2 separate regions of the Homo sapiens genome follow, and region 2 is linked to region 1. A link is a contact called in ENCODE Hi-C or POLR2A ChIA-PET data. All regions are on one chromosome and are shown on one strand. The core of a region is the stretch at or near the end of the contact, and the rest is flanking DNA. Distances in the headings are between cores, read along the strand shown. Region 1 has its middle 56 kb from the start of LINC02991. Region 2 has its middle 61 kb from the start of GPC1.

Region 1 (3,783 bases), core at 949-3,448:
CTGACTCACACTTTTCATGAAATAACTTTGAAACCCTGTGATCACATGATTTTACAAAATATTAAACCTTCTCAGCTATAAAAAGGTTTTTGGACATTCTGCAGGTCTCAGTAAACAGCCTTGCTAATTTAAGCATAAATTAATTGCATGTGGCTGGAGGAGAAACCAGCTAATTTTTTCTGGGCCATAAACCCTGGGCTGAGTCAGAGGCGTGATGCAATCAGGGCTGGGGGTGGGCAGGGGGTTATCTGCAGCGCAGCCTTTTCCCAGGCTGGCCTCCATGCCCCTAACACAGGTCCAACCTCATTCTGCTTCTGGAAAAGGAAAAGAATGGTTTGGGATCAGGTAGACAGGGCTGAAACACCCTCCCCCACCACCACCATGTCCATGGCACCCCTACTGCCCGCTCTGCGACCTTGGGCAGCTCCTTTGATCCCTACACCCCAGGACTCAGCGTCTGCACCCACCACCTGGGGTGGTAGTGAGGAGGAGGGCACAGGAGCTGGCCGCACAGCACCCAGTGTGGAAATTACTCCTCCGCGCCGCAGCTTCCTTCTAACCAGAAGCCAAGGAAACATCTGGGCATTGTCTTCAGGACTGATCCCCCAGTCCTGACCTCTCTAGGAACATCTTCCCCGTTCAGAGGGGGAAGGAGGGGGCCTGGGGTCCTGCTGCAGGGCCAGGCGTCAGCTCAGGGCTCCTGCTCCAGACCCCAGAGGGCTGGGCATGGGGCTTAGCACGTGGCATCCCTCATGCCCACGGTCCCAAGGCCAGTTTGGTAGGGTGTCAACACAGGGGGCCATCTTGATGGCCAGCCTTGGGTGGACCAGGGCTACAGCAAGCCCTATCACCATGGCAGCTCACAGCAAAGTGGCTTCTCTCCTGGCCCATTAGGGCATGAGGGATGAAGAACCTCAGGGTGCGGCTGCTGGGCAAATCATCACTCAATGCATCTCGAATGCCTCTCATAGCCACACCAGGGCAAGCTTGGGAAGGTCCTACCCCTCCCCACTGCACCCTCGTGGCCCTGGCGGGTTCCACCCTGGGTGGTCTGGGTCAGCCTCAAGAGCCCCTATCAGCTGACCCCAACACACCTGGGTTTTCCATTCCTGCCCCTGCACAGTTTAAATCATCACAACAGAATTATGTGCTGTCTGGGTCATTCCATAGCGATCCACTGAAATCAATTGCCCACAGAAGCAGACAAATTCGAGAAGGTGGCCCCCAGCCCTGCTGGTCTGCCGCATCCCCGAAGGTGCCAGTGGCTGGAGCTCCCAGGCCCGGCACAGGGACCCTCGATGCATTTCTGTTGCCTGCCCAGTTAGACTCACGGTCACTCCAACTGGCTGGGTCAGTGGTCAGCAATGCTGTGGGCCATGCGATGCACCTCCTCGTGGGCCCCCATGCTGACACGTGACCAGTGGTGACGTGTCATGTGTCACACATCACCATCCAAAGGCAGTGGCACTCATTCACGTGTCTTACAAATGTTTGTGGGTTTCTCCCAGATCCCAGGCAGTGCCAGGGAGTCAAGGGATGCGGTTCCTGCCTCCAGGAGCTGACAGGTATATGCGGCAGACAGACATGGAGCAGACAGTGCATCACACAGCCATCAGTGAGCTCGTGTGGACCTTGATGGGGGCTGCACTGGGGGCCTGGTCTCCACGAGCATGCATCATGGAAGGAGACGTAATGGAGGACATTAGGGTGACCGGGCTCAGACGGGGAAGGCAGGAAGATGCTGTACAGTGGCTCATGGCTGGGAGGGACCTCAAGGAGCTGGAAGACCAGCCAGTGAGGCCGCTGCAACAAGTGGGGTGCAGGCTGGGGAAGGGGTAGACCTCACAGGCCCCCGAGACAAGCAAGGTTTGGTGTCACAGCCCAAGGCAGCTGGATGCCATGCTCCTTATCACGCCCTTTGTCCTAGTTGGGTTTCAGCTTTCTCTGCAGCAGCTGTGTGCTGACTGGGCTGTGGAGCAGCCTTTGCCAAACTGGGTTCCATGGAGCACTAGTCCACAAATTGCCTCTTGACAAATGTTTTCACAGCAAAACTGCTGCATGAAATCTGCAAGCTCCACCTCTCCTGCAAGGGCGGCCGTGTATGTTAGCCTCTCAGAGGTACTGATAAGTCCTGCTGTGGGGAAATCACACACCGCCCTTTGTGAACTGCCCCTCCCATGATCACATGCTCCTAGGAGCTGTCGCTGGCCCCAGCCCCGTCCCTCAGCTAGCCAGGGACATGTACTCTCTACACAGCCACAGAAAGGGGCAAGGTTATCCAACCAGGGTGTATCCTGGTTTGAGGCGGTGCAGGGGCCCAGTACTTATTCCTACACAGCCCAGTTGTGACTTTTGAGAGCAATCAACCCACTGGCTTTACTTTGAGGCAGCTCTCATGGGCAGACTAGAATCTCAACTCCCTAAGCAGGAGCGTGAGCCAGCGTTTCCCTCTGAAAAGTTCAGTGGGCAGAAAAATATTACGGGAGAACCCCCAAGACAGCATGCTTTGGTCAACTCAGAAATGTTCTGGGTCACCCATTCTTGCCCCCAAGTCTTCTAATCACTGGAGACCCTGAGCGAGAGGGCATGGGAGTCACTCCTTACTGCTCATCCATGCGGCAGGCATGCACCTGCACCTCTCAGACCCAGACCTTCTTGGCCCACATCTGCCCCACATGCCAGGCACGGGATTTGCCTCTGACTTAGGAAGGAGGGCAACATCAACCTGATCTTGGGAACTCGTGACATGCGGCAACTTCACGGGGCTGGAGGCGGGAGGGGCCAGGAGCCAAGAGACAGGTGGGGAGGGGAAATGCTGCAGGGAGGTGGTGGATTCCAGAATCACAGGGGCCTGTCGCAGGAAGAGAGGGAATGGGTCCCAAGATGCAGGGACAGCCATGTCCTGGGCGCCAGCCCTGAGTACACTGGGCCCAGCCTGATTCAGTAACTGCTGCCGCCCAAACACAGCAAGCCCTGCACGCCTCGCACCAGCTCTGCACCGGACAGGCAACTGTTCCCTCCCCGCAGGCAAGCCACAGCGCGGCACCTGGTCCTTGGCTCCCAGGACAACGCAACACACCCTCCAGGGTCCCTGTGGACAGACATCCCTGCTGAGGGCTGGGTGGGGAAGAAAGGACTCAACGTTAAATCTCCACGCTCTGAGAAAAGAAAAGAGGGCAGGCGGGCGGGCAAGCGGGTGGGCAGCCACGTTGGCCCTTTGAAGCAAACATGTGTACTTCTCAGGGCTACCCCACCCTCCGAAGACGCGTCCCCAGGCCTGGACCCATGGGCTGTCCGCGGGGCCCCACAGGCTGGTCTTGCTGCTGGTTCTCCTGGGACAACTCTGTCCGTGTGCCCTTTTCACTGTCAGGAGAGCGCTGGGCTGGTCGTCCCACACTTCATGGTCCACAGCTCACGAGGAACTGTGTCTCCGCTCCTCAGTGGCAACCCCATGGCCCGTAAAGGTGCCTTGAGCAGAGAGAGATGCGAACAGCTGGTCCCCAGTGGCTGCAGCAGGAGGAGAGAGCAGCTCTAGGCCACCCCTTCCCAGCTGCCCAGCCAGAGGAGATCAGGCACAGAGCCTCACACCCAACTCAGCAAACCAATCCCTCCCATCCAGTGAGGGGTGAAGTGTGTTTAATGAATGCAAAGTCGTGCTATCCCTGGAATGGAGGCCAATTTGACTGCTTTATTCCCAAAATTATTTGAAGTAGCTTCAAGATTGGGATTAAAACATCCATCAAATCTGCAGGAAGGGGAAGGAGGCGTGGCTGCTGTGGGAGC
Region 2 (3,406 bases), core at 533-3,032, 850 kb before region 1:
GCTGGCACAGCCCTTTCTATGGAGGGATGGGGCGTCATGTTGCTTCACGCAGGCCAGGATGGCCCTGAGATGCCTCTATGGGCACCGCTCTCCAGCGAAACCTCTCCAGCCAGTCTGCCCGCTGCACTCCTACTCCGAGGTGAGGTCCCCCAGTGGCATCCCTCCTGCTACACCAGCTCCAAGATGTGACTCCTCAGTGATGTCCCCAGCAGCCCTCCTGCTGCACCAGGGGGCTGCTCTGTTCCATGTGGTGGAGTCCCAAAGGCCGGGCTGTTACCAACGCCTTGTTCTCTCCACACTCAGGTATGGGCCAGCATGTCTGGTAAGTGGTCCTTAAATGTTTTAGGGAAGGAAAAGTCCCAAGACCTTGAAAAAGACAAGTCACAGAATGAAAAACAATATTCCAACATATGTAACTGACGGGACTTGGAATCTAAAATATGTAAAGAGTACTGGCAAATCAATGACAAAACAACAGGCAACTGCACAGAAAAGCAGTCAGGGCACTGGGACAGGTGGTTGGCAGAGAGGAGACCCAACTGGCTATAAGATGTGTGCACAGGGACCAGCTTCTTGGTAACCAGGGAGACTCGCATCAGGACTGCAGTGGGTCTCCACCATGCTATCTCCTGGTTGGCAGGGGCTAAATGCTGACAGTACTGTGTTGATGAGGCTGGAGAGAAATGGGGCCTTTCATACTCTGAGTGGAAGTCACTGAAGTGACTTTGGGAACTGGCTGAACAACGCCTGGTCAACTTGAAGATGTAGATTCCCTGACTCAGCGGCTTTACCCTGGACGTGGGCACCCTGCGGAAATCGGGGCACGTGTGACGGCAGCACGATGTACACACACAGGAGGTCATGGCAGCCTTGCTCCTGGTAGCTGGAAGTCAGAAACAGCCCATGCGGTGTCAGGAGAATGGGGAAGTGCATCGCGTAGGGATGGAGGCGAAGAGGGGCTCGTCGATTCATCCGTAAACGGTGCCCACGCTGTCTGCGGGCCCCACTGCCTGGGCGTGCCATGCGACTGGGCCAAGCAACTTCTCGACACCCAGGCTGGGGAGGGCTTTGCAGCAGCTTGAATCCAAAGAGCGGTGGGGAAACCGAGTCATCATTCTGTAGCAGCTGAGAGCGTGAGTGTGCAGACTCAGGGCCCGGTGACACTGAGTTTCAGCCGAACAGCCTCATTCGGCAAGTGAGGTGAAGGGTAGCTTTGCTGGCTCTGTGTGACTGTTTGCATTTCATTTGCAAACACCTGGCTTTATGTTGCAGTATGCTTTAGTGTGATGAGCATGATTTCAGTCCACCCCGAGCATAGCACGAGTCCTATTCTCCTCTTAAAGACCCCCAGAGGAGCTGCTTCAGGGTTTGCTCTCTGGGGAGGAGCTGGGGTCACTGAGGAGGGGAAGCCCAAATCTAGAAAGTGGATGGCTCTTGGAGTGTCCCGGGGACTGCTGGGCCTTGGACAGGAGGGACGTGGCTGTGGTATTCTGAGGCCACTGAGCTGGCACGGGGCTGGACGCTCTGTCCTCGTCCTGACCGAGGTGGCTGCCACCAGACCCTCCTCGGGGCCAGCGTCCAGGAATCTGGGCACTTCCTCCCCTGAGACCCTGGCCCCACCCCGAGGCCCAGGGATCCTGGAAGAGTGTCCTGTGAGTGTCCGAGGGCAGACTTGCCAGATGGATTCCTGCACTGGGGCTGGGAGGCGTTCCGAGTGCGGCTCTCCCTCAAATGACAGCTTGTGATAGCGAGGCCGGCTGCATCATTCCCCAGGAATTCCCCTTGGAACGCATGCTGGCTCCAGGCTGCTCCAGGCCCCAGGCTGGCATCAGACGACCTCGGGCCAGGCCTCCTCCCCATCCTCCTTCTCTGGTCCCTTGAGGAGGGGAGGACACTTCTTCCTGAGGGCTGCAGCTCCCACACAGGCACCAGAAGCTCAGAAGCTCAACTTGGTGACATCACTGGGGCCTGGCCATCCCTGAACTCATCCCTGCTGAGTGGGAAAGGGCGAGGGCCTCACAGCCATGTCCGCCTCTAAGCTGGGAGCCTCGGGAACCCCCAGGCCTGAGTCACAATGAGACCAGAAAGGCCAGGCAGGGTCAGCATGCCCAGCTTGCCCTGGTACCCCAGTCCACCTGGGTCCAGGGGTTGGGAGGGGAGGCCAGGAAGGGTCAGCACGTCCAGCTAGCCCCAGTACCCAGGCTCACTGAGGTCCAGGGTTTGGGAGGGGAGGCCAAGCAGGGTCAACACGTCCAGCTAGCCCTAGTACTCGGGTACTTCTCGCCCTCCCTCCTAGGAGCCTCAGCCTGGGCTACTTCCCAGACCCTTGTTTTTGATTCCTCATCTTGGTTCCAGCACCCCAGGGGCCCAGCCAGAGTCTGAGAATGAGTACTGTCCATCGAAGGGGCTACCACCCGTGCGTGTAAGAAATGGTGCAGCCTCTGAGTGCTGTGTCCCGGATTGTCACAGAGGCCGCGCACTCCAGCATCTGTGTCCAGGCCACCTTGTGTGTGTTTAAGAAACAGTGCAGGCTCCGTCCGAGTGCTGTGTCCCGGATTATCACAGAGGCCGTGCACCCCAGCACCCATGTCCTGGTCCCCACAGCACCTGCGCAGATGCTGGGCTCGGGCTGGTGGGCTTTGGTCTAAGGAGCCTGGAAAGCCCACAGGTCCAGAGACCTGAGCAGAGTGGTGGGCGGTAAAGGGGCCGGGGAAGCAGGTACAGACCCCTGCCGGCCCCCGAGACTCGGTCCGCTGAGGCTGCTGGGCTGGGACCTGCATTGGCCTAGAAGATCCAAGCTGAGGCAAGAAGCGTGGCCTGTCCATGGGGAGTATTATGGACTGAATGTTTGTGTTGCCCCAAAATTCTTTAGACAGGGTCTCCCTCTGTCGTCTAGGCTGGAGTACAGTGGCATAATCATGGCTCACTGCAGCCTCAAACTCCTGGGCTCCAGCGATCCTCCCACCTCAGCCTCCCAAAGCTCTGGGATGACAGGTGTGAGCCACCACGCCCAGCTCCCGAATTCTTATGTTGAAATCGAACCCCAATATGACGGTTTTAGGAGGTGGGGCTTTGGGCGGTGATGCGGTCACAAAGGCGCTGCTGTCATGAATGGGTCCCGTGACCTTGTAAGAAGAGGCCAGAGGGCTCCTTCCCCTTCCTTCTGCCGCTTTAAGGACGGAATGAGAAGTCGGAAATCCACAACTCAGAGGACAGCCCTCCCCAGACCCCGACCAGGCTGGCACCTTGATCTCCGGCCTCCAGCCTCTGGGCTGTGAGAAATAAACTCCTGATGTTTACAAGCCACGCAGTTCATGGGGTTTCCTTACAGCAGCCCCAACAGGAGTGGCCCTGGGGGGACCTCCACAGCCCACCCACCACTTCCCACCCTCCATGGCCCTGCCCT

What was found. Hi-C counts contacts between places; a loop is a spot of excess contacts on that map. ChIA-PET counts read pairs that join two places held with the same protein, here RNA polymerase II (POLR2A).
Region 2: a loop to region 1 is called in a map with no recorded cell type, with 9 times the contacts of the local background. The contact joins two enhancer-like sites. A Hi-C loop is called at or near these places in 1 of 37 single-sample maps with no recorded cell type. POLR2A ChIA-PET finds 5 or more read pairs at or near these places in 1 of 52 experiments (activated T-cell).

What each region holds. Positions count from the first base shown.
Region 1 is chr2:239,520,491-239,524,273 of GRCh38, reverse strand. No RefSeq gene overlaps it. Among named protein-coding and RNA genes, the nearest start is that of LINC02991, 56 kb to the left of the region's middle. RefSeq lists an enhancer at 3,708-3,783. Within about 2 kb of position 2,198, at least 3 of the 41 ENCODE cell types and tissues checked have a DNase peak (open chromatin) inside an H3K27ac peak, as active enhancers do.
Region 2 is chr2:240,372,812-240,376,217 of GRCh38, reverse strand. No RefSeq gene overlaps it. Among named protein-coding and RNA genes, the nearest start is that of GPC1, 61 kb to the left of the region's middle. RefSeq lists enhancers at 1,636-2,190, 2,641-3,406. Within about 2 kb of position 1,782, at least 19 of the 41 ENCODE cell types and tissues checked have a DNase peak (open chromatin) inside an H3K27ac peak, as active enhancers do.